3 separate regions of the Mus musculus genome follow, and all the other regions are linked to region 3. A link is a loop called in an ENCODE intact Hi-C map of the cell type or tissue named here. Cell type or tissue: left cerebral cortex. All regions are shown on one strand. Links, peaks and the distances in the headings refer to the core of each region. The heading gives the core; the rest is flanking DNA. Region 1 has its middle 10 kb from the start of Gm33315. Region 2 overlaps Auh (AU RNA binding protein/enoyl-coenzyme A hydratase). Region 3 holds the start of Auh (AU RNA binding protein/enoyl-coenzyme A hydratase).

What was found. A loop is a pair of places that touch in the nucleus more often than their neighbours do. Peaks named below come from ENCODE experiments on the same cell type or tissue, not always from the same donor. Only the 100,000 strongest peaks of a DNase experiment are listed, where the experiment ranks them.
Region 1: it touches region 3 in a loop (2.1-fold over the local background); 7 of 42 quality-filtered maps call a loop at or near these places.
Region 2: it touches region 3 in a loop (2.2-fold over the local background); 3 of 42 quality-filtered maps call a loop at or near these places.

Annotation. Positions count from the first base shown.
Region 1 is chr13:52,813,971-52,824,118 of GRCm38, forward strand. No RefSeq gene overlaps it. Among named protein-coding and RNA genes, the nearest start is that of Gm33315, 10 kb to the right of the region's middle. In left cerebral cortex, for the core only: no CTCF peak of the experiment used is centred there; DNase peaks (open chromatin) are centred at 4,259, 4,950, 7,943 and 8,426; H3K27ac peaks cover 302 bases.
Region 2 is chr13:52,869,300-52,879,447 of GRCm38, forward strand. All of the region lies in intron 6 of Auh (AU RNA binding protein/enoyl-coenzyme A hydratase), which reads right to left. Among named protein-coding and RNA genes, the nearest start is that of Gm33315, 45 kb to the left of the region's middle. In left cerebral cortex, for the core only: no CTCF peak of the experiment used is centred there; DNase peaks (open chromatin) are centred at 2,700, 6,042 and 6,478.
Region 3 is chr13:52,924,025-52,934,172 of GRCm38, forward strand. It overlaps Auh (AU RNA binding protein/enoyl-coenzyme A hydratase), which reads right to left and starts at 5,653. Exons shown (of 10, transcript NM_016709.2): 1 at 5,431-5,653. The coding sequence starts at 5,617. In left cerebral cortex, for the core only: a CTCF peak has its summit at 5,525; DNase peaks (open chromatin) are centred at 3,857, 4,545, 5,407 and 5,632; H3K4me3 peaks cover 2,501 bases; H3K27ac peaks cover 1,619 bases.

The sequences.
Region 1 (10,148 bases), core at 613-8,612, 110 kb before region 3:
CCCAGTACTGCAAGCATGCACTGCCATGCCTGGCCCCGATACTGCAAGCATGCACTGCCATGCCTGGCTTCTTCTGTGGGTTGTTTTTTTAAGCACTTTGATGAGTAAGCTAGCTCTCCGGCCTTCATTTCCTTCCTTCCTTCCTTCCTTCCTTCCTTCCTTCCTTCCTTCCTTCCTTCCTCCCTCCCTCCCTCCCTCCCTCCCTCCCTCCCTCCCTCCCTCCCTCCCTCCCTCTCTCTCTCTCTCTCTTTCTTTCTTTCTTTCTTTCTTTCTTTCTTTCTTTTTTTGACAGGGCTTCTCTGTATAGCCCTGACTAGCCTGGAACTCACTCTGTAGACCAGGCTGGCCTCGAACTCAGAAATCCACCTGCCTCTGCCTCCCAAGTGCTGGGATTAAAGGCGTGCACCACCACCGCCCAGCCAGCCTTCATTTCTTTATTTTTAAATTTAACTAAATACATTTTGGGGGGCAGACAAGGTCTCACTGTGTTGCCCAGGTTGCTCTAAAATGTCAGAGCAAAACTGTCCTTTGAGTTCAGTCCCCTGAGCTTAAGACGGGAACCATGCCGGAATTCTAGCTGTGTGCATTTTTCTTCCTAGGAAGCCTGGCTTGGTGAAGGCCTGGGCTCCCATCCTCCATGTGACAGTTAACTTGGTCTGAGAGACACTTAGGAGACTGATAAAGTCTGCCCCATGTCGTCTCTAAGGGTGTTCCCAAGATAAAACAGATAAAAAGGACTCTGACCTAACCAAGAGTCCAACTGTTGGATTAGACATTGGAACGGATGATCAGCCAGTAGATGGTCACTTTCTAACGGTGGAAAGTTGGAGCCTGGTCAGACACATGGGCTCCTAGGGGCCTGTCTGGACTGTTCCGGTCCCTTCCTGTTGCTGGTCCACTGTTTCCTGGCCATCATGATGTCAGCAGATCTTCTTTAGCACACCCAGCCCTCCATGGTAGAACGATACCTCTGAAGCCATGAGCCCAAACACATTTTCCTTACTTAAATAGCACTGTGTCCAGTATTCTAATATGGTGACAATAAGACTGACTTCTAGACCCCTCCCTCAGGCTACAGCATCTCCACTTCTTTCAGAAAGATGCTGACCAGATGAGTGTCCCTAGGGGTGCCCCCCCTCAGCACTTGGCTCAAGGAGTTGAAATGTCTGAGGTCACCAGCAGCCACAGACCTTCATGGAGGAGTTGACTTTGTTTAGGAACAGCTTATACAAACTCTAAGAAATGGGCTGCCCTGGGAAAACCCCTAGGGCAGAGAGGTGGGAGAAAGATTTTGAGGCTTAAGCAAGAAAAATAAGGATAAAATGTCCACTCTTCCCAGAAAGTGCAAGGCAGGAATATGGAAAGAGCAAATGGCAGGAAGGTCCCTATGGTCCAGAGTGGGTGTGGGGCTTGATCTCCACTGATGCCCTGGTGCCTAAGATCCCCGAGGAGCCAGGTCTACAGTGAAGAGGCCCAACACATGTACCAACAGTGTACACTCCTGCCACCAGATACAGATGCTTCTGTTGCCATAACAAAATACCTGAGGCTGGGAAGTTTTCTTATTTATTTTTAAAGAGGTTTGTTTCATGTACAGTTTTGGAGATAGGAAGCTTAGACAGTGTGGTGGCAGCTCTGGAAGGTCCTCTGCCTACAGTCACCTCTGCTAGATGGCCTCACAGAAGGAGCACAGGCAGGAAGAATCAGGAAGACCAAAAAATAAAATAAAATAAAATAAAATAAAATAAAATAAAATAAAATACAACATAGGGAAACCAGGTACAGCCAGTCCTTTCTAACAGCAAGGTCTTAAGAGAAAAAGCTTGGGATCCCTAGCCCCTCCCACATACAGTGTTCCTAGTAACCCACCACCTCCTACCTGACCTCACCTCTTAAAGAGAGCCCCAGCTCTTAATGCCCACACCCTGGGGACAAAGCTTTCTGTGTATGAACTCTTAGGAGTCATTCAAACCACCGAAAGCAGCAGATCTAACCCAGAGCCATCCATCCACAGGCATCCCAGAATAGCCGTGAAGGCAGCCCACTGATGCACTGCAGATGGCAAGGTCCTGTCACAATATTACAAACCGTAACTGTGTGTGCTACTTTTTTTCCTCTCTTCACGACCACACTGTTTCTTAAGAGACACATTCCTGAAGTAGGTAACCTACTTCATCTCCTGTCCCAGGCACAGGTTGGTGAGCTGGTTGGCCCCATGGGAACTGAGTGGTCCATGGGTAAACCCACTTCAGCCTTTTCAGGGTCAAAGGTCATCCCAGCATCCTTGGTCTGACCACTGCATCTTTTCGGGTATTATATCCTTATTCCTTAATATTTTTTCCCCTAAAGAAAGCACACGTGGGGTCTAGCTCTGTTGATGTGTCCTTTTATAGACCGCTCTAAAATATCTAAGAGCCTTAGCTTTTGTGATGTGCTTTAGGTCTGAAGTCACAAGTATGGACAGGGGGTAGGTGCTGACATCCTTAGGGTCTGGAAGAGCCCAGAGCACACTGTAGGATTTTAGGAACTTGGAAGCTTTTCCTGGTAGTTCCCGAGCTCCGTACTGGAAAAGGCGTGAGTCTGGAAGCAGCCTATGGGTTCCGTCTCCACTCAGCCTTGGGAAAGCGCTCGTGGTAAAGACTACCCACCTCCCTCATCAACACAGTTCACAAACAGCTTCGGGTCAAGTGATCCAGCAGCTAACAGGAGACCTCCAGAATGCTAGACCGTTTCCCATGGAAGTGAAGAGCAAAAGCCACCATGGATCCCACCGAGGCTTGACAGTCACTGAGGGCACCTGCCAGATGCAGCCCCCACTGCCACAGGGGTTCTGGGTGACTCTGTCAGTGCAACTGGTCGCTGATGACAGATGTCCAGGTTGAGGGACTCCCCTGAGACACGGGCCCTTTGGAGACCCATCCAGTCATGGATCTCTCTGCTTCCTTTGTGTCCTCAGAGATGTCATTCTGCCCAGGCCAGGAGTGTGTGCACCTATGCGTGCAGCACACATGGCCACTTCCTTTAATTTGATAGAACATGGGGGTGGGGCAGGGGTTAGAACAGGGGAAAAAAATCAAAGTCACATGAAAACAGAATCTGATGTCCTATAGGAGAGCATTCTGCTTTGAGAACGTCACTGGCCGGGGCTTCTCTATGCACATAGAGTCCAGTGCATTCCCTGGGTTCAGGTGCATGCTACAGGACTCAGCTTAGGCACCTACAAGCCACTCAACTCCCTTCCAGTTTAAGAAAGCCTGGGCCACCCTCTTTCACTTGAAGGCACAGAGCTAACTAAGAGGCAGGGGAGCTTGGGATGGTCACAGTTTAGCCTTCAAAGGGGACCAAATCTGGGCACTAGGTGTGCCTAGTCCCCACTCGGGAGAGCCACTCCTGAGTCCCATATTCGAGAGGCCCGTCTCCAAGAAGAGGAGGTCACGGCTCAGCTTTTCCTTCTTACAGCCCCTTCAGCATGCTGAGATCATGTCACAGAGAACCCTGTTCACACACTAGGCCGAGGACCCCTGCCCTCCGTTCCTGTCACACATCATCCTGACTGCTGCAAAATCTGCAACAAGTTGAGATGTCTCTCGGTGTTGCTGGAGAACGGGCTTTACCATGTCTGTAGGTATAGAAATCATTGCGTGCGAGCTCCTTGCATGTGCAGCCTGTGCGGAGCCTCCTGGAGGCCGTAACTCATATTCGGATGGCCTGTAGTACTTCAGAGGGTATGAATGCTGAGCAAACAGATGCTCTATTCTATCTAAGGAAGACGTGATGGGCCAAGTCTACAGTGTTGCTATAGGTAGAACCATTTTCAACCCAAGACTGATTGGTTCCTGGAATCTGAAGAGCGGGATGGTACCACCTTTCGGAGAAAGCTGAGCACTTTGGCATCCCCTCCAAATCCAGCATGTTGCCCCATGGCAACTCAATGTATTGAACTCACTCGCCTAGGGCCCCACCCACTCGGCTGAGGTCGCCTCTCGCTTCGGTGTGCCCAGCATCTCCAAATCTAGCTTCTTGCTCAACATGATGCTCTGTGAAGATGCTCCAGGCTCTGTCAACCTCTCCTTGCCCAAGGACCCTAAGGTTGGGCTGTCCTGGGCTAGCAGAGTTCAGGTTCCAGAACTCACAGAACACCTGAGTAAAGGAGGCTGGATGCTTGCCCACACTCCCATGGTCCAGATGCTCAGCCAGCTCACTCGCAGTGGCGAGCAGTTGCTCCTTGGTATTTGGCAAGGCTGGGCTTCACAACTGAGTATCTCCAGAACAGATGGTAATTTGTTGACACCCAACGACGTAAGGGGACTCAATTACAGTCCCACTAAAAAAAGCTTTCTCTAAAATAAGAAAGTACACAGATTCCTCAACTTGTGGAAATCGCTGACAGCTTTGTTCCCTGCCCCCTCCCCCGCCCCTTCCAGGAGTAAAAAAGAAGCTGACAGCTTATTCTTGCAGGCTCTGCTCATTCAAGTCTATTTTAAGATAATTTTCCTAAGTCAGTACACCAGAATAGCATTCGATGTGAAAAATCACCATCTGTTTGGAACACAGGGCAGGGTCTCAAAGGGTCTGCGCTAGCAACCCTTGACCTTCGCAAGGTTTCAGTCCCTTGGGATAAGAACAATTTTGTGTTTGGGGGGCTCCAAAGTTAGTGCTGAAGGAATTACATTAAAACATGGCATTGAAAATTGCCATTAACTATCAATGTATGCTATTTATAAACTGAAACACACACACACAGACACACACACAGACAAGCAAGCAAGAAAATGCCCTTGGCCTTTTAAAAAGCTGTCCAAACAATCCCTTGTATTTAAATAGTTTTCTTGTAAAAAGGCCATCCAACCTTATCTGGGTTGTTCAGATAAAAATTAACCTATGGAAAGGAAAGCCTACTCAGAAAGCTATAAAAAGGCTCTTGCTCCACTCTATTTTTCCGGTGACCGGGGCCCCTCCCTCCCTCTCTGGCCCCTGTGGTGACTCATGCTCTTCTCTGGAAAGGCAGCAGGGCCTGAAACACAGCAGGAGGGCAGCAATCTGACATATGGGTAACATTAGAAGAATCAGACTGTCCCCCTGAGAGGTGGGGCTCTTCAGGCTGGGGGCAGGTAGCATGCGGGTGAGAGGGCATGGTAGGGGGTGGGACATCTCAGTGCCTGGCAGGCCTGCCCATCTGGCCACAGGTCTAGGTCATTTTTAGCTTCCACTAAACTTACCTCTGTCCACCTCTTGAAAAACCTGCATCTATGATGCCGTGTTTCTCCTCCAGGTTAGAAAGCTAACACACACAAGACTGTATATATACTAAATTGCTGCTGCTGCTGGGCATTTAAGACTTTACAGCCCAGATAATAAACCCATCCCTGCGAGTGGCTCCTTAGGCAACAAGGACATGACACTGGTGTCTCGAAACCCTGGAGTTTGCCACCACCAGGCAATCACTGGCCTCCCGTGCCATCTCCAGAACCCCTCCTGTTAGTCATGTGATTACAAGATCCCTTGAGCAAGGAACCACCATGCTGGAGCCTCTAGTTGTTGTGTTGGCCCTGTTTTCCAAAACAGTTGTGAAGGGAAATTATGCACACTCTCAGTACACAATTCACACCTGTGTGGGCACACACGTGCCATACATTCCACACGCTCCAAACACACATATGCAAACATGTACACATCACATACACACACCACTCAAAACACACAACACATCACTTACACACACACACACCACTCACACGCACACATACATGAGCATGCACACACCCATCATTATCACATGTACACATTATATACACATAACACACACACATGCACACATCCATGAGCATGCACACACCCATCATATAACACACACATGCATGCACGCACCACACATGCATGCACCCTTCTTGGGGAAGCCAGGACAAGAGTCATTCTCAGGTGAAAGCCCAAGGGCTTTGGGGTCCTCTGTGGAGCTTGTCTTTGCCAAAAGCACATGACTTCTCGAGTGGGCTTTCGTTCCTGGAAGCAGCTTGATATTTGTCACTGGTCTTTCAGAGCAGCCAGTTCATAGGTCACTGTGGGTGCACATAGTCAGCCTCAGCTAAGGATATTTGCTGTCCTCACTCTCCAGCCAAACATTTCAGCTATGAGAAGCCAGAATGCAACTCTCTAGAGGGTGGTTCAAAAGTCAGTGTGTAACCCCATTACTAGCTGTCAGTGGGGCCAGGTCAACGTACCAGGCAGGTAGGAACCCTCGGTGTTCACTTGCTGTGAAGCTGAGAGAAGTGGGCAACCCTCTGGAGGAGGCAGGAAGCAGCCAGGGCCTTTGGGATTGCAGGGTCTTGCTTCTCCACCTGCAAACCCCACCCAGCCTTGGCCAGAGCAAGCCAAAGAACCAATCCGATTAGCACAAAGCATGTTCTTCGAGGTAAGACACCGCCTCTGGAAAGGGGACGTGGGCACTTCCCACATCACATAGCTTTAGGGTATGCAAACAGTTCAGAAGAAAGGAAGCCTTGAGTTCTCTTCCTCAGAAGTTTATTTAGGAAACAGGCCATGGTATTAGCAGAAGTTCACTTGCTGGGTCAGATCATCTTGCCCTGAAAGTCCCAGAACTTCTCTCCAGGCTCCCCTTCTCCCCCCCATCCCCCCCCCACACACACACAAAGAGCTTATAATAAGTAACACTGACATTGGAGAGAACACATAAAACTGCCTACAGCCAGGTAAATCAGAACTTTGCAAAAACTCTGGAACCACTCTTGAACCACCGGGAGACAGCGAGTGTGTGTGTCAGACAGCGAGTGTGTGTGTCAAAGACTTTTCTCTTGGTAGCAACAGGAATGATACCAGACAAGTCAAGGGCTTCCCTGGGGTTCGAAAGCTGCCCACTGGAGAACTTGAACACACTGATCACAGAGGTGAACAGAGAAATGCGTGTATCACTCAGAGATCCAGGAACCTAGATGGACCCTGCCAGATTCCACTTGGCTACTGATGACCACAGCTAAGGGTGGCAGATGTCCCCCACACTGTCTTCCTGACCTAGGGCAGGGGTCCAACTAGGGCTACCCATGACATCATGTCACCCCCACCCGCCATGGTCCATGTCCTCTTCCGGTATCCAGAGAGGACATAATACCACTCTCTCTGGTGGGGACGCTGGGACATAAGAGGAACATTTCTGTCATGAGGAAGACATGAGGACATGAGGAATATCCCTGTCATGAGGAAGGTGTTGGGCAGACAGAGTAGGGGTGGGAAAGCTGGACCACAGGTGCTGGGTCTAAGTACCCCCTCTCCCCAGTCAGTCAATCTAAACCATGTCTGCGCATGTCCCCAACCACCAACATTCTGATTCAGGGGTTGTCATCTCCACTGGGTCCTGTCCCCATGGCTGGCCTGACCTCTCCAAAAGTGGCTAGAACTTCTAGCTAATCTGGGTTCTCGCTGGACCAAAGGCCTTTACACACCCAGGCCCCCTTCTTCCCATTTCCCTGTGGTGGAGGCTGCAGAGGCTTCCGGGTTCTGCTGTCAGCCAAGGCCACCCTTAGAACTACACAGACAAAACGGGGGTAGGTGGTGGTGCTTGGGAGACTGCCGAGTCAATAAACTGCCTCTGTACCCAGGGACCTGAGTTCTACTCTCCAGTGGGCTGGAAGCTGTAAAACCGGACCAGAGAATGAAGCTATACCCTGGTCGTTAGGCACGACAGGAAACGCAGGGTGTCCCTCCAGCCCTGTGAGCCTGGTTCTACTGTCCTCATGGTCCTGCCCTTTCCTGCTGAGGGTTGCTGGCCAAGTGACAGTTTTCTTTGATCCAGGCTACTTTTGTTTGGACTTGTGCCATTCACAACAAAGAATCCTGACACATCATCGTGTCGGGCCAAACTCCCTCGATAACATTAAAAACCTGCCACAGCGTGGCATTTACTTTGCGTCTCTGGTCCCCTGGACTCAGTGACAGCCACCACAGTAACTTTCCACTGTATGTGGGAACATGTCAGGCCTCACCTCAGGACTCTGAAAAATGTCCACCAAAGCCACTGTGTGTTAGTCGTTAGCTTATCAGACAGAGAGGTAGACCTGGCTTTTCAACAGCAAGCTAGAACACAGGTAAAACCAAAACACTGCAGAAGAGAGAGTTCCCACAGGAACCTTCGCGGACCAAACTCCCACACTGAAAAAAAGAAACCCCTGAGTAGGGTTCTCTGTTTCACTCAGTGGCTTTAAAAAAACAGTCGTGAATCGTGCAGGAAAGGTTAAAAAACAAAAAAAAAAAGTCCAAAAAAAAAATGCTTAGCTATTTCTGAAGTGCTTTATTTTGGAATTTCTGCTCTGTTTGAGCGGCCCGTGTTTGTGGGCGAGAATTATGTCACAAGCTAATGATCTCAGGAGGCTGTAAACTTATGGGAAGGAGAAACTTGTGCAAAATGGCCTTGAGGCTGTGGGCTGTGTTGCGTAACAGGCTCCTGAGCACGTGTCTGGGATCAGAGTACCGGGGCTACACAATGTAGCTAGTGTGTCTCCTGCTGACCTTTTCCAAGACAGAATTACAACCATGCCCGCCCCCTGCGCCCCTTCCCTCTCATCCCCCCCCCCCCCCCCCGCACATGTTGCCAATGTTGGATATAGAGAAGCAGAAATGTCAGCTCCCCCACAGTTCCCAAAGGAAGACTTTGAAGTCCCTGGTTGCTGGCAGCCTGGTGGCTTGCCTGCCCAGCTTACTCCTCACCACCGTAAAGGCTGTCCTTTAACACGAAAGCAAAATGTTTTGCTGAAGTACTTCCTGGCATCTGGGATAGGAACAATAGGCACAGACAATAGATTATTTTATACGTAAGAAAAGCAAAAGGTCAGAGGTGGGGGGGAGGGGGGGGAGCCAGGCTGTGAGCGTCATAGCGCTCCATCCGTGCTCCATCCGCGTTTAATGCAGTTGAGCAACCACGCTGGCGAGAAACTGTTACTTAATCCTGCCAGTATTATCCAGAAAGAATGCTTGCGAAATACCAAAGACAAATATGCTGTAATTATTACATGCACACAGAGCTTGTTGAGCATAAACTGTTAGTGTAACATCAACACAGTCTCCCGTTCCACTGGAGTGGACCAGTAATTAGCACCCACAATGTACTGTGTGGGGGTGGGGGTGGGGAGATGGGAGGACAAGAGAGGGCAGTGTTAAGGGGCTCTACAAGCCCGGCACACAGACCTCGTTCTCCATGACACTTCTGCCTGAAAGTACTTCAGGGCCAAGCACCAAGTGTGCATTCTAGAAAATAGGAAGACACTTAGTTCTCTGACACTTCAGAAAGAAGTGACCATGAAACTTAACCAAACCTCTCCTTCCTTTCACCCTCCTTCCTACTTTCTCCTTTCTATATCTTTCTCTTGGTACTCTTCCTTTCTCCTCCCCTTCTGTCCCTCTTCCTTCCTCCCTCACATCCTCTCCCTCTTCCCTCATGTTCCCCTCCCTCCTCCCTCACATCCCCTTCCCTCCTCCCTCACATCCCCCTCCATCCTTCCTCCTTTCCTCCGTCTTTTCCCTCCCTTTCATTTCTTTCCTCCCTCTCCCCTTCTCCCCATAGTTCCTATCCCCCTGTTTTTTGTTTTTTTGTTTTTGTTTTTTTCTAAAAGGGACCCTTGGATGCTATCGCATCTGCACAGGGAACTTTGCCCAAAGTCTGGTGAGTTCATATTCAGGACTGGTCCTATCATGACCAAGCATGGGATGTCAACTCAATAGCCCAGAGGAACTTTTTCCAGAAAGGCAGAGTGTAACACACACACACACACACACACACACACACACACACACACACATACACACACAGACTTTATAAAATATTTTTCAGTATGTGCAAAAAGCTGGAGAAAGTGTGAGACTGAGGTCTGACCAAACAAGGAATAATAACACAGAGACTCCAGGGAAGAGGAAGAAGCAAAGAAGGTCCTCAGATCAAAACTACAACTGGGTGTGGGCCGCTCCCTCAGAGCTCTCCTAAGCAGCACCCTGGCAGCAGAGGAAAGGGGAAGCCCGACGCCTTCAGGAGAAGCAATCAAATCCAAAGACAGAAGAAAGATCAACGGAAAGCAAAGACCTCGGGAGGCCTGGAGGTTCCCTGAGCACACCAACATGAAGGAGGGGAGTCCTAGGAGCGGGTGAGG
Region 2 (10,148 bases), core at 1,299-9,298, 54 kb before region 3:
CTGAGACAGCCAGCCCTGTGGAGCAGCTGACCGGCCAGCTAGCTAGCATGGCCAATCGGTGTGCTCCAGGTTCAAGAGACTGTCACAAATACAAGGGGGAGAGCAACTGAGGAAATGCCTGATAGCTACACATGGCTCACACACACACACACACACACACACACACACCACAGAAGGGGGGAGGCGGGGAGGGAGGGAAGGAGAGAGAGAGAGACCGGCCCACACTCACTACCTGCTCTGATGAGCTCCACCCACCAAGGCTGGTTTGGAAATAATGTGGGCCATGTGGGCTATCCTACAAAAGCCACACCTCCTGATGCCTGCTTGGGAGTAACGGTGTATCTGACAAGTAAGGCCAGAGAGGACAGCTAAAACATGCTGACCTACTGCAACTTGTACCTGGCAGGACTTAGTGGCCAGAACACTCAGTTTGTTCTCACATAAGCCTCCACTATCCTCACAGGGCCATGTAAAACATATCTGGCTACACACACACACACGCATGCACGCACGCATGCATGATGGGGCAGACTCCAAGGGTCAAGTCACATTCCCAAAGCCTCAGGACGAGCACATGAAGTCAGGAGCTCTGCTCCAGGCCCCTAACTGCCACCATCAGGCCAGGTCAATGGTTCTGCAGTAGCTCAGCTTCCCCATCTTTCTGAAACACTGAGCTGGTATACCACTGGTCTCAAAGCAGTATTCACTACAGATTACACAGACAGTTAACTTAGGAGAGCCAGGCGGTTTGGGCACACTTCGTGGGCACTTGCTTCGGGCTGCTGCTAAACGTAACAGCAAATGGCTCTGTACATATTGAAAGCCAGCCAGGGGGAAGTGTAACCCAGTGAGCACCCAGCTCCCTCAGCTTGTTCAGTTGCTGGGGGAGTGAGTCTCATACCCAGGAGAAGCTGGACCCAAAAGTCTCCATAAAATGCCAGCCACTCTACCAGACCATATCCCCGGCCTGGCCACATTCCATCCCATCATACCTCCCTGCTCAACAGGAGCCCCCACATCTGTCTCAAGATGCCCTCTGCCACAGGATGCTAGTGACCTTGTACAGCCCTGGGAAAGGGGAGTGGCCCTGCTGATGCCACCCCACGCTTCCGGACAGCACACTCTACAGCAAGTGCCACAGCGTGGTGAGTCCTGACGACCAGCAGCAGCAGGGTTACTAGGCTGGGAAAGGGACACAATTTACCCTCTAAGATGGCACAACAACAGCATCCTGAAACAGTCATACAGGCTACAGCCAGAGCTCATGTCAAAAGGCAACTTCCCTTCTATACTGCAGAAATTAATGCTAGCTCATTTGTTATTTCTATTTTTTAAATTAAATGAGGCTTGGTAGGTTTAAACATGAATTCTTAAAAAGTTTTTCTTTCTTTGAAACAAGGTTCCACTGTGTAGCCCTGACTGGTCTCAAACTTACTACAATCCTCCTGTCTCAACCTCCTGTGTACTGAGATGATCTGTGTGGTATGTGTGTGTCTATATGTGTTTGTGTGTCTGTATGCAGGTCTGTGTGTCTGTCTGTCTGTGTATCTGTATCTGTATGTGTGTATCTGTGTGTTCTGTGTGTGTGTGTGTGTGTGCATACACACACATGCACTCTCTAAGGGTAGAGGTGGAAACTGGCTATTTTCTCGATGGTTCTCCACATTACTTTTTTAAATAACCAGGGGTCTCTCACTAAACCTGGAGCGCATTAGATTTGGCCTGCTGGCAAATGAACCCCAAGAGTCCTTTTTGTCCCCCACAGTGGTGGGATTTCAGGTGTGAGCTTTCACAGTCAACTACATGAGGTGTGGGGATGAAAAGCCGGGGTCTTCATCTTACACAGCAAGCACTTAGACTTGGCATCTCTCTACCAAGCTGCCTAAGGCAGACAATGTTTGCTGTATCTTATGGCCTCTTGTAATTTCAGAAATGAGTGCCGTTGAATGAAGGTCGAGGTCTGCAACATTAAGTTATCAGTGTGATCAACAATTGGACCTTAAGAGAGAGAAACTCAAGGCAGATTGCTGGTCCACTTAACCCTGCCAGTGAGACATCTGGGGAGAAACACCAGGTGAAACAATAACAGTGACACGAGAAGGACAAATGTGGAGAACTCACTCACAGTCGCAGAAATATAACCAGTCAGGGTGCACACTGAGGGCTTCAAGGCAGGGCTTGAAGCTCGGCTGGTCAAAATGCTTGTCATGCAGGCCTGACAAGAGGCCAGTCCCAGAGTAGAAGGTGAGTGTCAACTCCACACAGTTGTCTTCTGACCTCCACAGGCATGCCACAGCGCATGCGCACTCACCCCACCCCACCCACACACACACATAAAAACACAACAAGAAACAAAAAATAAAAGTGCCTCTCACACAACAGCTTCTGAAGACATGAGGTAAGAAACAAGCCAGACACACACAGGGACTCAAGAGTATCTACTCCATGGCTTTCTGCTCAGGTAAGGAAGGTAAGGGCAGGGTAAAGCCACCTCCTAAATGAAATGCACTACACTGCACAGGCAAACTCCAGCCCACCATGGGACGTGCAGCACTGCAGCTCAGAAGTAGGACCCAGTAGCTAGGCAGCCGCACTTGGTGGCCCTGAGCCTGTAAGCTAGCACCTCCGGAGGCTGGTGCAGGCAGCCAACCTGGGCCTCAAGGCAAGACTCCACCTCAAAGACACACACCCCCACGAACATTGAGTCAGTCACTGTACTTGTCACAGGGATGTCACAGGGGAGCACACTGCGTGGGGGAACCAAGGCGCTGGAGACAGTGACTACACAAGACCAGACACTTCAGAAGACGGTGTCGTTGAGAATCTTTGTAAGAGACGAGGAATTCACATCAGCACCACAGCAAGTGGGCACCTCAACACACCCCCTCCTAACTGGACAGATCACGAAGACAAAAACTGAACAGAAGAGATGAGAACTGGACCTAGGGGCTGTCAATGACTGCTAGCCTCTTTTTAAGGTCCCTAAAAGACAGTCTCAATGAAGAGCCAAGGCATTAAAGCATTACTCATACAAAGCAAAAGCCACAGCCAGGAGCTGCAGGTAACGCCTGAGAGGACACTGTTGGAATAGAGTATAATGCTTCTGGAGAGTAGAAACTGCCCAAAGTAACTTGAGGTGTGTGTGTGTGTGTGTGTGTGTGTGTGTGTGTGTGTAATACACAAATACACATATATATTTTACTACAAAGGACTGCAAATTGAATTTTTATATGTAATATAATAATGATAGTGCTACATAAATTTGGGTGGCAAGTATGCAGTTAGCACAAATGCACACTTTTTATCACTGACAATGACTGTTCAGGCAAAAGGGCACGTGAGTTGTGAGAGAAGACGTAAGGCTGTTTTCTTGGTTCCAGCTCTGTCAGCTTTTTCTCCTTGTATGTGTAGGGGGAGAGGGTAGTTAATGCATAAAAATGTAATTGATGGAGATGTAAAAGCCAGCATGAAGTGCCACAGCTTCCAAGTACAGCTTCTAACTGGAGAGAGGGCCACTGGGATGGAAGGGTTAGGGTGGGCACAAGTGTATGTGTGAGTGGCTGCCTTAACCTAGCTGAACAGTGTTTTGATCTGTGCGTCCCTCGTAATAACGTGATTTCAAAAAGAAAAATGAACAAGAGCAAATTAAACACGTGAACTCTGAGTTTAAGAAAAGGAATGAAAATACCCAGGGAGGAAGAAGGCGGCCCGAATGGAGCTGGGAGCAGGGCCGAGGGCCTGTGAAGAGAGCACAAACGCCATGCAGCTCTGCAAACGCAGGACTCGGGGAACTCTGAAGGGACCCCAGGGGCTAAGGATACCATGACGCTGCAAACATCAGTGCTAAGACATCTGAAAACCTGGGCAACGTGCACCCACTGTGAGGAGGAATCTCAAAGTGCCAAAGTGAAAAACCCAAGCGAGACTTAATACAGAACTGCGAGGAATCAAGAGTTCCAGAACTTCACGGACTAGCTACAGACCGGACGATCATTCTTCCTGTCTTAGTCAAGGTTTCTATTCCTGCACAAACATCATGACCAAGAAGCAAGTTGGGGAGGAAAGGGTTTATTCAGCTTACACTTCCACACTGCTGTTCATCACCAAAGGAAGTCAGGACTGGAACTCAAGCAGGTCAGGAAGCAGGAGCTGATGCAGAGGCCATGGAGGGATGTTCTTTACTGGCTTGCTTCCCCTGGCTTGCTCAGCCTGCTCTCTTATAGAACCAAGACTACCAGCCCAGAGATGGTCCCACCCATAAGGGGCCTTTCCCCCTTGATCACTAATTGAGAAAATGCTTTACAGTTGGATCTCATGGAGGCATTTCCTCAACTGAAGCTCCTTTCTCTGTGATAACTCCAGCTGTGTCAAGTTGACACAAAACTAGCCAGTATACTTCCAAATGCTTTTTTTTTTTTTTTTTTTTTTTGTGGTTTTTCAAGACAGGGTTTCTCTGTGTAGCCCTGGCTGTCCTGGAACTCACTCTGTAGACCAGGCTGGCCTCGAACTCAGAAATCCGCCTACCTCTGCTTCCCAAGTGCTGGGATTAAAGGCGTGCGCCACCACGCCCAGCTCAAATGCTTTTTAAGATGGTGTCAAAATAACATGAAAAAAAAAACCTATTCATTTAATTCATCTATAAAAACAGGTCCTGCTATAAGCGCAGAAAACCTGGAGTCTGAGTGTTCCAGCTCTAGAAGAGTAACATGGGGTCATCATACACGGTTCACCCCAGGAAAGCCAAGCCGTCCATCACACCTAACAACGCACTTCAAGTATCGAATTACTTAGCGTTAATGTCATGACATGTCCTTATCATAGTTGAGAGGAGTGTCACGGGCTAAAAACCACAAGAAGGGTTTTATGGTAAAAACACTTCTCTGTATCTGAGTTACACATAGACGAGAAATGCTTGTGTGTTAGCCGAGCGGTGCCTGCAGCTTACAACTCTGGAAAGCTACCCACAAATCATTACTTACTGACCTAAGAGTTCTCTAGTGCCTGAACCGAAATGAAGTGACATCAGGCAACACAGGGGTTTTTAAGAAACCCTTTACTAAGAAAGGGAACAGAGAGAAATGGTGTGTTTTTAACAACAAAAAGGTGATGATAGGAAAATACAAAGATAAATGAGAGTTTAAAAATCCAGTCTCCCCAGATTGTTTTGTATTTGCTATCACGTGTCAGTCACGTCTACATATTTTCCATTTTAAAGGCTTCTCAAGCCAGAGTTTATCAGAATCACTTCCTTTGTAGCTGGGGGTAAGGTGCTGAGTCTACCTGAGCTCAGAGTCTCCCGGCTGAGGAGGCACAGCGGAGGGAGCAGGTGCAGGAGGCAGCGGTGGGGACAGAAGAGGGGTATGACATGATGGTGACAGATAGATGGACGGACAGACAGACACAGGACCTACACAGGTCCTGTGCACACAGCTGTCATGTCTAGTGACCCACAGACCCTGAAATATATTTAAGGCCACTTTCTTGTGAAAAGAAAAAATAAAATAAACACAGGGGAAGTGAGGCAGGGGAGTGTAAACGGTCATTCTAGTTCCAAAGAGGGATCTTACAAGTGGCAAAAATTTCTTTGACAAAGGCCACTTGACAGACGGTGCTCACTTCTGAGAGACATGGACAGCTAGCAGCTCGTCCACGTCAGAGGAAAGATGGTCCCTGACCACAGCTAGGAACTCCTGCAGTCACCAGCCTAGCTCAACTGCACCTTTGAGGACAGGGAAGCCTGAGAGCGCTTTGGCAAAACAGTGTATACAGTAAATAGTAAATGTGCTCCATCCTTTACAGGAGAATGTAGCCTAGTGACTCTGGCATGTGACAGGTACTCAGTTTAATCCCCAGCACTCAACAGGAATGAATTTGTAGAAATTGACTACCATGTGGAAATGAAAAGGACTAGGATTCAGCAAAACAACTGGCCAAAAAAAAGTAGAAAAACCGATGTGGGTGTTTTCAAGATTCACCACGTGGCCCTGGCACCAAGCCAGACAAATACGCTCATGAAACAGAATGCCAGTCTGATCTAATTTTATGGAGATGTAGCTACCTTAGAGACCCGAAGCCAGAAGAGAGAGTCTTTTCAATGCATAATGTGAGGACAGGTAGGGATGTGCCTTATACCACAGATAAAAACCAGAAAACTCAACACGCTAAACGAAGCAGGAAGCCAGCCTGGTCTCTGTCAGCTGCAGACAGGAGCTCAAGCACAGCCCACCGAGGAGCAGACATGATGGGCTTCCCCAGTATCACCACATGCAGATCTTTGATTGATGTGAAGAATGGGGGAACTGCTGGGCTGTGGTGGCGCACGCCTGTAGGTCCATCACTCGGGAGCAGAGGCAGGCGGATCTGAGTTTCAGGCTAGTCCGCTCTACAGAGTGAATTCCAGGGCAGTCAAGGCTATACAGGGAAACCCTGTCTCGAAAAAGGGAAGCCACCCACTATAGAACTCACGCTGCTGGAACCAGTAACAACTCACTAAAGCCAAGCACACACTCACGGCATGAACCATTTCAGTCAGAAGCATCCGCCTCCGCTAACTGAAAGCAGGGAGCCATTCGGAGTCTTGTATGCAACCACTCACGGCGGCTCTGCTCACCCCAGCCAAAGGTAAAAGGAAAAAAGATGTCTGTTCAGACAGAAAGACTGTGGACGTGAACAGAATGCATCACCGGTTAGCAACAAAAAAGGAAATCAATACTGAAATTCACAGTATAGATGAACTCAAAAATAACTGTGCAAGTGAATGGAGCCAAATAGAGAAGATCACATACGTACGATGTCACAGGATGATCTAGGCTGTGCACGTGACTCACTGATAGAGTGCTCGCCCGGCACCCAAGGCTGAGCTCAGCCCCTAGCGCCACCGGAGAGAGAAGATAAAAGCATCACTTTACAGATCGGGAGCAGCCCGGGGCTGCATGAGAACATTGGGGTGCACAGGGCATGTTCCTCCACCGTGGCTATGCCTTCATGGCTGTGTCTATATCAACACTTACCAAGCTGTGTGTTAAAATATGTGCTGTTTATTGCACCTTAATTTTAACCTGTTAAAGCTAAAGAAAAACTGTAGCAAGCAACAACTAGGCAGCAACAGTGCACCGAACAGGCAGCTTGGATCTTCCTTCTTGTCCTCCTGCGGGCTGGATCAGCGTCAGCTACACAGGCTAGTGGTCAGACAGAAAAGCATAGGACAGCTGAGCTGCCAAGTGTGTTGATTCTATAAAGGAATGTGTTCCCAATCCCCCTATTCCAAATCGGGGCACTATCAATTCCCAGATGCAGTGCTCATGGACACACCAAAACATGCCTCGGGGCTAAGGCAGAACTGGTGTAGTTTCTTTTACTGTCTTTGATAAACATGTTTTACCTGACTGTTGGAACAAGTTTGATTTTCAAACATCTGCTTTCTACCATACTTCACACGATCATTTATTAACCTTATCCATACACACTGGGCTGTATAAATATGTAAATCAGGTTACTGTGAGAATGGCCGGACCAGAGGAATGTATCGGGTTGCCGATAGAATGAATGATGCACTTTTTGAATGTTTATTATTACTGTATGTGTGATATGTAAACGCAGACACGCACAGGCACCATGGTGAGTTCATGGGGGTCAGAAGATAACTTGGTGGGGCTGATTCTCTTTCCACCTTTCTCCGGGGCTCTGGGATTGAACACAGGTAGCCAGGCCTTTGAAGCAAGTGCTTTAAACATAACAAGTTCCTACATGTTGAAAACAAGGAGTAGGGAATGGCCATGAGGGTGGGCACTGACAGCACCACCTTCTCCGGAGTGCAGGTCACTCGATGGAGACTCCCATGAGCCCCCGGAGCCAAGCCCCTCAGTCTCCAATGCTGGGAACGAGTGTGTGACCTCTGCGGATTTCAGAACTCCATGTGGTTTTATATCTGTGTTCTATTTTGAGCTCATGTTTTTGCCTAGATTTTCAAGATTAAATCAAAGTTCTTTATTTTTTTTTTTGCACATAGCCGTCAACTTCACCAAATCTAATCTATGCCCGAGAAGGCTCCCCAGCAGCTCTCTCAACTACGTCGAGATGTGGCTGTGTCCATCATGGATGGATCGTTATTATAGATACTGAGACTGAGATCTAAACTGTTCGTTTTTCTGATCTGAGAATCACCTCGTTTTACCTTCTTTTTGAGGGGATGGGGGTAGGTGCTGAGACCTAGCCTGGACATCATAGCAATTCTCCTGCCTCAGAATCCAGAGTGCTGAGACAAGGGACTTGACCGCTGGGTCTGGCCAAGCCACCCTCTTTGCACATGGCGTTCCTCTATAGCAAATCACAATGTCTCCCTTGGTGTCTGGAGTAGTTTCTGATGAGAACTAGCCATTTTAACCTCTGCTTCTTTATAAGTATGTATGTCCCGGGTGCCTCCTGCTTCCAACAAAGTTTTACTTGCACTCCAAACAGTGTGCAAGCAGTCCTGTGGTGTAGCTGGCTGGACCTGCGGGCTCTCCACCTGGTTGGCCTGCTTTATCCTTGTTCCTAGCTCTGTCCACTCTCACTCCATTTCTGTTTTTCAGTTATAAGGGCTCACTTTTTTCTTCCCTCCTTCTAGGACTTTCGGAAGCCTAGACATTAACCCTTTCAGTAACATTGTGATTCCTTTTCTTAATTCTGAGTAACTTCCTGCAGACCTGTCCACTGTTTGTACCTCAGACTCTTCCGTCTCCTTCAGCTGCATTTGGCAACTCTGTCTACACAGTGGGTTACCTGTAGGTTTCTCAGCCCTCCCATTTCTGCTTGTTGGTACAGGATGAACCACCCTAGCAATCGAAATGCTCTACAGCCCTACTCTTTGGTGAGCAAACATCAGACTTGGAGATCTGGGGACATCTCGGATTTCAGTTTTTCCGAGTAATCCATATACAAACACTCCACAATCGGAAAACTGGATCTGAAACACTTCCAACTCCCACCATTTTGGATAAGAGATAATCATCTGATATGCTTCATCTTTCATTTATTTTCTGAAACTCTTTTACATTTCAGTGTGTTTTAACTGTGTTCAAAATGTAAAAGACCCAGACCTAAGGTATCAAGTGGCAGGAGCCTTAGCAGCTGAAGGCCCACAGTGGTCAATCCTAAGTCCTGCCTGCTCTCTCCTATGACAAGGTTAGACAAACATGGCCTCCTCCTCCAAGAGACCAGAGTAGTTCCCACTTATCCCAGCCCTGGGGATGGAGGGTGTGGCTTTCTGGGCTCAGGACTTCTCTTTAGAGCAGGTTGTTAGTGGGGAAAACAACGAGTCCCATAGTTTTAGCCCCAGCCCAGACCATGCCCCTCTTCTCCGCATTTATTTAAGAGATCATCTAGATATTCAGTAACCGTTTTTAACCAAATATCCAAATAATATCCAAGACAGGACTCTTGACTGCAGTTCCACGTCTCAGGAGAAGGCAGTTGCTCTTTCCAAAACCCCACGTATCTCTCCTGATTATGTTCCCAGCCAACCTGCTAGGAGATTTTTCTAGACTCGTCTTTAAACACACCCCGGATCTGAATGCAGCCCTGTCCAGGCCATGCCACAGCCAACCATGCCACAGGCGCTGGCTTCCTGCTTCTAGACTCGGCTAACTGCTGTGTGTCTTCAGTGCACTGATGAGAAACCTATTAAACTGCTGACCTGCCTTCCCCGGGGTCTCCTTCTCACTGGGATAAAGACCGAAGTCACTGTGCTGTGAGCAATCCCTGCACAATGTATCCTCCCTCTAGTGCATCCTGCTGTGGCTGCAAGCACTCTCCCACCTCCACCCTTGGGCCTGGGTGCTGTCTGCGGCTACACAGTCTTCCCTGGTCTTTTAAGCCTTAAGCCTATGGGACCTTGTTTAGTGAGGGACTCTGGCCTCCTGGTTGCAAAGCCCCATCCCCCTCAGACCCTGTCCCTTATTTTTTCTACAGTATTTTCTACTTTGAGGGACAGGCCCCTGCTCTGCTCCTGGGCTGCGAAAGAAGTTCTGTGGCGACTCTGTAGCTTGTTCCTTCACAGCTATAGCCACCTCCTACAAGATCACAGGCAGGACCTGAGAGCTATGTTAGTGAGTTGAATAAATATGCCCCTGACTCAGAACAGGAGTAGGATGAGGCGGAGGGAGACCAGA
Region 3 (10,148 bases), core at 635-8,634:
CTGAGGCCAAAATGATACAGACTTACACCTAAATACAGAAGACCAAGGGTTGAGGGTGAAGAAACCGGTTAACAAGACAACAGAAGGCACAAACGTGATACAAAATAACCAATGATCTCAGAAGTAACTTCAGGCTTGAAGGACCTAGAGATCCAGGTTGGAGATATGGCTCAGCAGGTGGAACACTTGACCTATGTGAACTTAGCCTCCCTGAGTTTATGAACTTTGGTCCAGCACCAATAACAGACAGATGGATGGATGGATGAATTGATAGATGGACAGGTAGATAGATACGATGATCAGAGTAGATGATAAGCAAGACTTGGTGTCTAGCTCTAAAGACACATTTGTTTAAGATAAATCATGCTGGCAGGGAGCTGGAGCTGAATTCAGAGCAAGACACGGCCTCCCAAAAGAAAGCCTTCCATAGTGCAGGGATCCCACTCCTCTAAGACATCATCATCTCCAATGCCCTTGCACCCGAAGAAGAACCAACGGAGCTATGTAGAGAAGAGACAAACCCATGCCTCACAGCACTGCAGCCAGAAACTCACTTCTACCAGCAGACGGGCCCAGCTGCAGCTCACTGACTGCAGAAGCTCCACCCAGTCACAGCGGAGCTTTCTCAAGCTCAAGGGAACATCAGTAGGACAGACACACTGGGGGTGAAAAGACCTTAATACACGTAGTAGTGCACTCCTGTAGCCTGGGCACTCTGGAGGCTGAAACAAGACCTTAATTCCAGGCCAGCAAAACTATCTTAAAAGAACAAGGAGAGCAAACTAAATGCAAAGGAACAGAGAGGCAAAAGGCACCAGAATCCACAACACTGGGAACCAAAAATCAGCCCAGAAAGTTCAACGAAACAAAAACATGTGCGTGCATGTATGCGTGCGCATTAGTTAGTGAGTGAGTGTGTGTATGTGGTGCGAGTTTTGGTTTCTTTAAAAACCCAGTTCTATTGTTTTGGTTTAATCCCAGGTGGGGGATATGTGCTGCTTCAGTCTGTCCACAGCTGCCAACTATGATTGTCTTGTACTCTAAAAGGGCCATGATTTTTGCCTGCTGCAGGCAGTCTAACTCTGAGGATTCTGGAAAGAGAATAAATACCAGAGTCCCAAGAGGGGCGCCAGTGCTCCAAAGAAGGTGGGTGCTGCTACCCCTGCATTTGCTATTGCTGGGCTGCTGGATATCCTGACAATGAAAACTGGACTTGCCTCAAGGAACCCAACGCCTTTAATCAGCAAGAAGTAGTAGATTTTGTTAGCTGAAAGAGATCTATGCCCCCTTCCCCTCTAAGCTTTCTTTCCCACCTAGTGTTGGGGGTTGGGAGGGATTATGGTGGACTAAAAGTTGGAAGGAAGGAAGATGTAGAAGAACCCAACAAAATAATAAAACAAATACACCAACATATGTGTGTCTGTCTGTGGAACCAAGGCTGATGTCTCTCATCTAAACCAAGAGTCAGCCAGCTTTGGCTAGCTCAGCTCTAAGATTCCCTCTCTCCGCCTCTTAACGCGATGAGATTACAAAACCTACAGCCACTAATGCCAGCGGGCATTTGGATAGCTTCTGACGGTCCGGACCCAGGCTTCACATGCACACAGTAAGCACTTCACACCCTAAGCTATATCTCCCAGTCCCCCAAAATGGTGTTTTGTTTTATTTTGTTTTGCTATAAGATGAATAATTTGAAAAGCCTCTATCAAAGAGCACTTCTCAAGTCTCTATGAAAATCAGAAACAGAAGCACCATGTCCTACCCAAGTCTACAGGGTTAGCACTGAACTGGACAAAGATTACAGGAACGGAAAACTAAACACCAGTACTTCTCGTAAATATAGATGCAAATAAAATATAAGCATATCAACTCCAACAATACATAAAAACTATCCCAACCGGTTGGAATTTACTTCCAGAGATAGAGGTGGGGGTCATTACTGAAAGGCATTTAAAATAATTCATCACACTAACAAACTAAAAGCAAGAAAAGCCAAGATCATCCCAGAAAAAGTATTTAGCAAAATTCAACAAGATAAAAAAATGAGCTAAAAATTCACTCTATAAATTCCTCACTCAACTGATAAAGGGCAAAACAAACGTAGGTACCACTAGCATCAGACTGAGTGGGCAAAGTCTGACAAAGCTTTCCTCCACAGATCAAGAGCAGCCAGACGAGGCTCCAGCCGTGTAACTTAGCAAGAAAAAAGGAATGAAGACCTTCAGAAAGAAGCAAAGCCACTCAATGTGCAAATGACATGCCATATATGGGAAGTATACAAAGCAAAGAGGCTATCCAAGCACACAATACAATGCCTACAGACAAAACTCCTGTGGATTCCTACACACCTGTAAGGAGTAGCTGGAAAATGAAATTAGCAAAATAATTCCCTTCCTGACAAGAGAAGAAGCAGAAATGTCAGTCAGTGCACACAAACTTATGGAAACAAAATGATTCTGGTGTGTCTTGGGAGGGGGAATATGAAGTGTCCCATTGAAGACTAAAGGATTTGAGTTTGATTTTTTTTTTTTTTTTTTTTTTAATGTTCCAAACTGAAGCTGTAGAGATGGTTCGGTGGTCAAGAGCACCTGCCGTTCTCAGGACCTGAGTTCGGTTCCCAGCACCGACATCAGCGGCTTGAACCCAGACACTATAACTTTATTATTAGGTAGTTCACATATTCATAAAATTGCATGGAAATATATCTTTTTAGTACATAGAGAAAGGTGTGCTAGCAGATGCCGGCCATGTCTACCAGCCTCATTTGAATGAAGCTGGCATAAGTAAAGGCCATGAAAGGTTTCAGTGAAATCTCTCGACGGATCTTTGCATCGTGAAGGATGAAGGCCATGCTTTAAGAGCCACTGCTCTGGTCACTTGCTTCTTTGTTCTGTCTGCCAGAAACTACCCGCAACAGTTTCACAAAGACATCTTTAAAATGGGTTACATTACAGCCCAAGTTCCTCGGGGTAGGGAGATACCAGTCTGGGAAGTGCGTGCAGAAACCCAAACAGAAAGGACTGCAGAGGAACAAGCTTAGGTGAAGCTGCGGGGTGTGTGGCAGGGGTGGAGAAGACCTGCAAGCAAAGGACTCCCAGCTCACCAAGGTGAAGAGTCACATGGGAACAGGGTGGCTGCAGCCAGGAGACCAGGGGGAAGGGCTAAGAGAGGCCTCTGCAAGCCCAAAACGTGGCTCTCTGCAAGGATCTGGGCTGCAAATCACAAACACAGCCCTGACAATAGCTGCAAGCTTTGAGCCTACCCCAGTCACCAGCCTAAACCTCACCAAGGAAGCCTGGTGCTTCTTTGCCCCCAGAGGGTTCTCACCGTCCTGAAAGGCTGAGAGCGTCACATTGTGGACTCATCGCTCTGACAGAAGCACCAGGAGACTATTGATAGTGTAATGTCAAAATCCACTCCCACTCAGGCCACGATACCCACAGCAGCCCCTTCCCTCTCACAGACCATCACGCGCCCTGCTGAGAACAGATTTCTCACCAGAAGTGAGTTTACATCAAAGGAGATACTGATGGACGCGCGCGCGCACACACACACACACACACACACACACACAGACGATCCTGCTGAGAAACTACACCTATCCGTCCTCAAACATCTGTAAAAGACCACAACTCCTGCTTCATAAGGCCTGATTCCACTCTTCAGATCTCCCTCAATGTTGTCTGTCTCTGGAGCCAAGGCTTGAACTCTCCTGAGTCCCTGCCATGCTGTTTGCTGTCTGTCTGTCTGTCTGTCTGTCTGTCCATGGCAAGCCACTAGTAACTAAACCAGTGACAATCTGATTCAGTGTCCCTGTACCACCCACCTTTCAGAGACTCCATCTGCAGTACCCTGGCTCCCGCATCTTCCTCTGCACTACTTATAAGTTGGCTCAGACATAAAAAGAAAGCAAAGCCTGCACCGTCACTTCTGCCAATCCTCAAAAGGATGCTGGGTCAGTCGTTAGGCCAGGATGTCCTAATTACTGATATCTGCCTTCAAGATAAACATTACAGTTTATCGAAATATTAAATAATCTTCCAAGGGCTGTATCTTCCCCTGCAGTCCAATCGCATCCCAACTTAAAGACTTCCAGGAAGTTCTGTGTGAATGTGCGTACAAACACACACGAACACCCACTAAAGCATATACATACAGCTAACAACGCTCCCAACCCCTTCATAAGTAACACACCCCCGGAGCATATAACATAACTGAAACGCCAGCAAAACTAAGCTTACCCAAAAAGACTGGCATCCAAGGCTTTAATGATTCCAGGCCTCTAAGGCCCCAGCTTAGCTTCCTACAACTCTGTCACACCATACTTGTCTTCTGTCATTTCCCAAATAAATATCTCCATCATTTTGACCATTCCGCTGTCTCAGAAGGCTTGAACGTGCAAGAAACAAAATGACTCCGCATACTTCTGAGCGCCCTGCAGAGGCTGCTCAACCCTCAATACACAGTATCCTTCCCATCTCCACAACCACCTCATGGAGTGCCTATCATTCTGCTTGATATATTCGATGGGTGGAGCACAGGGAACTTTGCGTCAGAACTGTCAGTCTCGTGTTGCCTACAGAATGCCTTGGAGTAGACACTGTGGTTCAGCCCTGTGATCCCAGCACTCTTAAATCTGGGGATCTTAACTTCCAGGGCAGCCTAGGTTATAACAGTGAGAGATAAACCCTGCAGGCATTTCGGGGTTCTCAACAAGCCTTGAAGCAAGCGTCATCTGACCTTCAATACACAGGAGAGCTTCTAAAAAGACAGCCATACTGACTTATTTTCCACTTCTTAACAGATTCCAGCATCCAATAAATGGATGTCAAAATGCATTCAGTGGTCCTCTCTTCCTTCTTGGGCAATACGTTCTTCCACCTTCTCAATCACTATAGTTAAGCCGACACTGCAACTAAAGGAAACTCAATATTCCTCTGCATCTTACCTTTTCATAGCTTTCCACCCTTTGCCATGCACTAATATATCTGTCTCCTCCCACTGTAATCAGCCCAAGGGCAAGATGAATAGCCTCATTATTTACCCCCCACGGAGCTCAGCAAGGCAAAAAATTTAAAAAGCGTTCAAAATTCTTTAAGTGAAGTGCAACAGCCCCCCAAAACTAACTCTCCGAGATAATATGTGCAAAAGAATGCTTCTAATTTAAGCTTCTCTCGAGTAATAAAAAGGCATCCCCGCTGCAGCTCCTACAACTCTCGCACTGACGCCTGGGGTAGCAGGGAGCTATTACACAGCAAGAAGCAACCCTGGCCCTGTACTACACGCTCCGCATTGACCTTGGCTGGAGAGACCCCAGGCGCGAGCATCATCACTGAGCAGGCTGAACCCGGAAGGCCACCGTACCCTCGGGGACGCAGTGACAGCCGGGGCAGACCTCCGCGGCCTCGCCCGCGCTTGCCTGCAGCTCACCTCGGTTCTCCTCCTCCAGGTGCCGCACGCGCAACTCATCCTCCGTCTTCACCTCCGAGCTGTAGCCCCTCCTCGGGGCGGTACCCCTAGCCCAGGCCGCGGGGCCGAGCCGCGCGCAGCACGCGGCCACCAGGCGGACGCCAACCGTTCTCAAGGCGCCCAGAGCGCCTGGAGCCGCCGCCGCCATGTTGTATGTTTACAGCGGGCGCCCGCGGCCAGGCTCCGCCCCCCGCTTGGAGCCGCGCACGCACACGACAGGCGTCGGTCGCTTTGGCCCCGCCCCTCGTTGTCTGGCCCCTCCCAGGCACTCTTTACCTCGGCCGCCCGGGTAGCATTAATGTTTTGCCAGCTCAGAGAAGGAGAGGCATCTTTAAAGTGTGGAAACGCTTAAATGAAGAGGACAAGAGGGTCTTGCCTCCATGCACTTGGTCCATAGTAGGCTTGTGACTGACCATCCCGGAAGGAAGGAAGATACTCGAAAGACAGACCCTTGTTCCCCTCCTCTGTGTATCATCAGATTGTTAAAATCCACAAGGTCTTTAACAGTGGGGACTCCCACCTGGCGGTGGTGGCACACACCTTTAGTCCCAGCACTTGGGAGGCAGAGGCCAGCCTGGTCTGACAGAGACAGAGAAACCCTGTCTCAAAAAGAAAAAAAAAAAAAAAAAAACAGTGGGGACTCCCTCCTCTCTTCCCTGAATCCCAGGTGAAGATGGGGAAGTTTAGGACCAGTCAGAGGAGGAACTTATCTTTAGACAGAAGCCTCACACAAGTTGAAGTAGAGAACCAAAATCATGCATAGCCAGGCCCAAGTTAATGTGTGGTCCCTTTCATCTTTGACCCAGCACTATCTGTGAGAAATTTAAGCTTTTCCTTCTCCACTGGGGGGGGGGGCGGGGGGGGGGTTGGGAGTGGAGGTTTTCCAGTTCCCTGAGGAGCGAGCCTTCCTAGTCTGAATCTAAAGGAAGAGATAGAATGTCTCCTTAGAGTATTCCCTGTCCTTCCAGACAAGCAAATTACACTCTGGCCATATAAATTCCGGTATAAGGACTAGAGAGATGGCTCAGTGGTAAAGAGCACTTGCTGCTCTTCCGGAGGACCCCCAAGTTCAATTCCCCACACCTGCATGGCAGCACAAAGTTGTCTGTAAATCAAGTTCCAGAGGATCTGGCACCCTCACGCAAACAAGCAGGCAGACCACTAAAGCCCAGAAAAAGAAATCACTATTTTAAAAAGAAAGAAAAAGAGATTCTGTATAATTACCTTCAACGTCCGAAGCACATGTCCCTTCGGTGTTCTGCCTGCTGGCTTTGGTCCAAACGGAAGAGAGCCAGTGGAATCCTGAGTGTCTGCTCGCTGGGGAGGTTGTTGCTCTTGAAAGTTACATTGTGTCTTTTTTTCTAATCGCAATGTTCCTTTCGCTAAGCGTTGAGATTGTTACTGTTACTGTTTCTCCAACTTAGTTTTGAAATTTCTAGGCAGAAAGGAGGTGTCGGGGTAAAAGGGAGGCCAACTAGTGGGAGAGATAGGGGTGGGGGGAGAAGGGAGGAGAAAGGAGCAAGAGGAAGAGGGAGTAGGGAGAGAGAGCACTTGATTAAGGATGAAAGCCAGCCAGCATGGTGGCTTCTAATTGGTGGGTTTAGAGCAAGCCCCTGGAGTCCGGCTATGGTGAGAGGGTCATCCCTGCATCCCTGCCTCCCTGCTTCCCTGCCTCCCTGCCTCCCTGCATCCCTGCCTCCCTGCATCCCTGCCTCCCTGCATCCCTGCATCCCTGCCTCTCTGCATCCCTGCCTCCCTGCCTCCCTGGCAGTCAACATAGGGTGTGACAATCAGTGAGGACAGTGCTTCAGGCTCTCCCAGTGAAGGCAAGACAGACATCCAAATTGAGCAAATTAAGAACCAGGGAGGCAGAGAACTGAAAACCAACTGCATCAGGGTGACTGGGGCCCACCTCAGCGGTAAGAGAGGTGAGTTCATGTCCAAGACAGATGCAGAGACAACATCAAATTATAAGACTTCATTGCACTGGGAAGGCTTTGGGTTTTCCCCAGTTTGTTTATTTGGCCAATTGGCTTTTTATATGAGGCCACCCAACACTGCCCAGGTTAGCCACCAACTAGAGATCCGAGGCCTCCCATATTTCTGACCAACCAACTCTGCACCAGCTCCCACCACCCTTTCCTCGGGGTCATTCTTTTCTCAGAGTACCTCACAGAAGTGATGTAAGCCTTTTATGTCCACGGCGGGCTCATTACAAAGAAAATCTCAAAGGGCACAAATGAACAGCCAGGCGAAGTGGCACACCACTTCAGGGTGTGGAGGTCCTCGGGCCTTCACACACATTGTGCACACTTAGACATTCACATACACATGCATGTGTGCACACTTGGACAGTCACACACACATATGCATGTGTGCACACTTAGACATTCATACATGCACACACAAATGAAAAAAATCTATTGTGAATTTGCATCCTTTCAAAGGCTGGCAGCAGCATCTCCTGCTCAGCCCAGGATCATGACAACCCAAGGGACACTGGGCAGAGTCCCACTTCGCTAAGCTGGCATATTTAGCACCTGGGAAGTATTAAGCACATTTTGATGCAGGATATTTTTAGCTTCTGATGTGTCTATTGAGGTGGGATTTGCCGAGAAGCAAGGAGCACCTGGATCCGTTGATAACAATATGGCCATCCCCCCAACTTACCCCAACAAATAAGGGTGAGAATTGCCACAAAGCTCTCTATTTCTCTCACGTTCTGAGCCTGAGAGTATACCCTCCTGCTTCTCCTAAGAGGTATAGAATTCCCTTCTCTGTTGCTAGAGAACCAGAAATCTATAGTTTGGTTCCTATCCTGTTATACCTCTGGAATTCATTCTTTCTTGTCCTTTAAGCCCTTGTCCAGTAGGTAGAATTGTGTACATGTCCTCTAGCTCTTCTGTCCTCCTGTGGTGCGAAGGGGGACAGGACAGGGTATCCAGTCTTCTCTGGCTGCCACAAATCAGGTGGCTTAAACAACAGATTTGATTTCCTCATAGACGTGGAGGTGGGAATACAAAGTCACAGTGCTGGCAAGGTCAGTTTCTTCTGAGGCTTATCTTCCGGGCTGGCAGATGGTCACCTTCTCATTTTGTCCCCACATGACTTCTCCACTGTATTCGCCTGTCCCTGGTGTTTCTTCCTCTGCCGAGAAGGCTGTAGTCCAGGTGTAGAGCTGGCCTGGCAGGAATGAGGATGTTCTAAACAGACATTTGTGTCTCTCCATTTGACCTTGAGATTATTGAAACAATGGGCCCCAAAGACATGGGGATTTCTCCCCAGGGGCCCCCAGGGGTCCCCAGGGAGAAGGAAAAGGTGCCAGAGAGAGAAGACACCTAATCCTGGAAAGAGATTTCACCCAGTCCTACAACTCATTTGACTACTTTCCTTGCTGCTTCTGGAGCCCAGATACTGTGGGCAGGACCACACCTTTACTGGAACTACTTAGATGTGCACATCCATCTAGATTGTTTTTAGTGGCTTCCCTTTCTCTCAGATTAGACCCCACTTACCAGGCATGGTATACCTTCAATCCCAACACTCAGTAAACTCAGTAGGCCATCCTGAGCTATACAGTGAGTTTAAATCCAGCCTGGGCTACATAAGAACCCATTTCCAATAGCTAAGCCACTGCTTTTAGGAGGTCCATAATAGAGCAGCAGATGACAGTTCGGTCAGTCTCTCTCTGTGGTTTATGACAATCCAGAAATCACCCCCACCTCCACCCCCAGCCGCAGCAGATAGAATGTACTGCAGGGCTTTGAAGTACCGTTCTTTTGCTACTTTGCTACTCCTGTGTCAGGTCCATAACTATCTCACTGAATAAAGCATTTGCCCATGAACATCGCAGCAAGAAAAATCATGGTGCACTTCTGTTGAGCCTACCAGAGCTGCATCAAAGTCAGGATGAAGCCCCATGATTCCATCATCCCCCTGCAGGGGAGGGGCAGGCTCCCTGAGGTCAGGTCATCGTCCCTTACAAGCTGATGTTTCCTCTCTCCGAGAAAGGTCTTGTTATTTTTATTTGTACTCACCATATCCCCATGCCTGCCTGTTGTTAAAAGCACTCATGCCGCCAGGAGTAGTGACCCATGACTTTAAGCTCAGTACTCTGGAGGCAGAGGTAGGCAGATTTCTATGAGGTTGCATCCAGATTGGTTGTGCTAAGGGAGTTACAGGTTAGCTGGAGATACTTGGTGAGACCCTTTGTCATTAAAAAAAAAATGCTCAAGTTAAACAGAGTTTTGTATTGAGAAGAGACCCCATTCGATGGTTTTATTTTTCATCTGCTATCCAGAAATCATGGGGGAGGGTAGGAAAAGCTCCCTGTGGCTTACTGTGTACTTTTAAAACATTACTTGGTGGTGTGGACCCACATCTCAAGGTTAGAAAGGGGCACAAAGGCTGGGGATGTCTTAGCTCAATTAGAAAGGTGTTCACAGAGCACTGCAAAAGCAAACCCTGGGCTTGTGGTAGTACACGCCTGTCTTCCCAGCACTTGGGAGGGAGAGGCAGGATGCTCCAGAGTTCAAGGTCATCCCCAACTACACAGTGAGTTCAGGGCCAGCCTGTGCTACTTGAGACCATGTGTCAAATAAAAGCACATGAGACAACTGTATAAACTGATGACCTGACCATTCCGTGGTTTGGTTAAAGGGAAGGTTTCCACTGTAGAT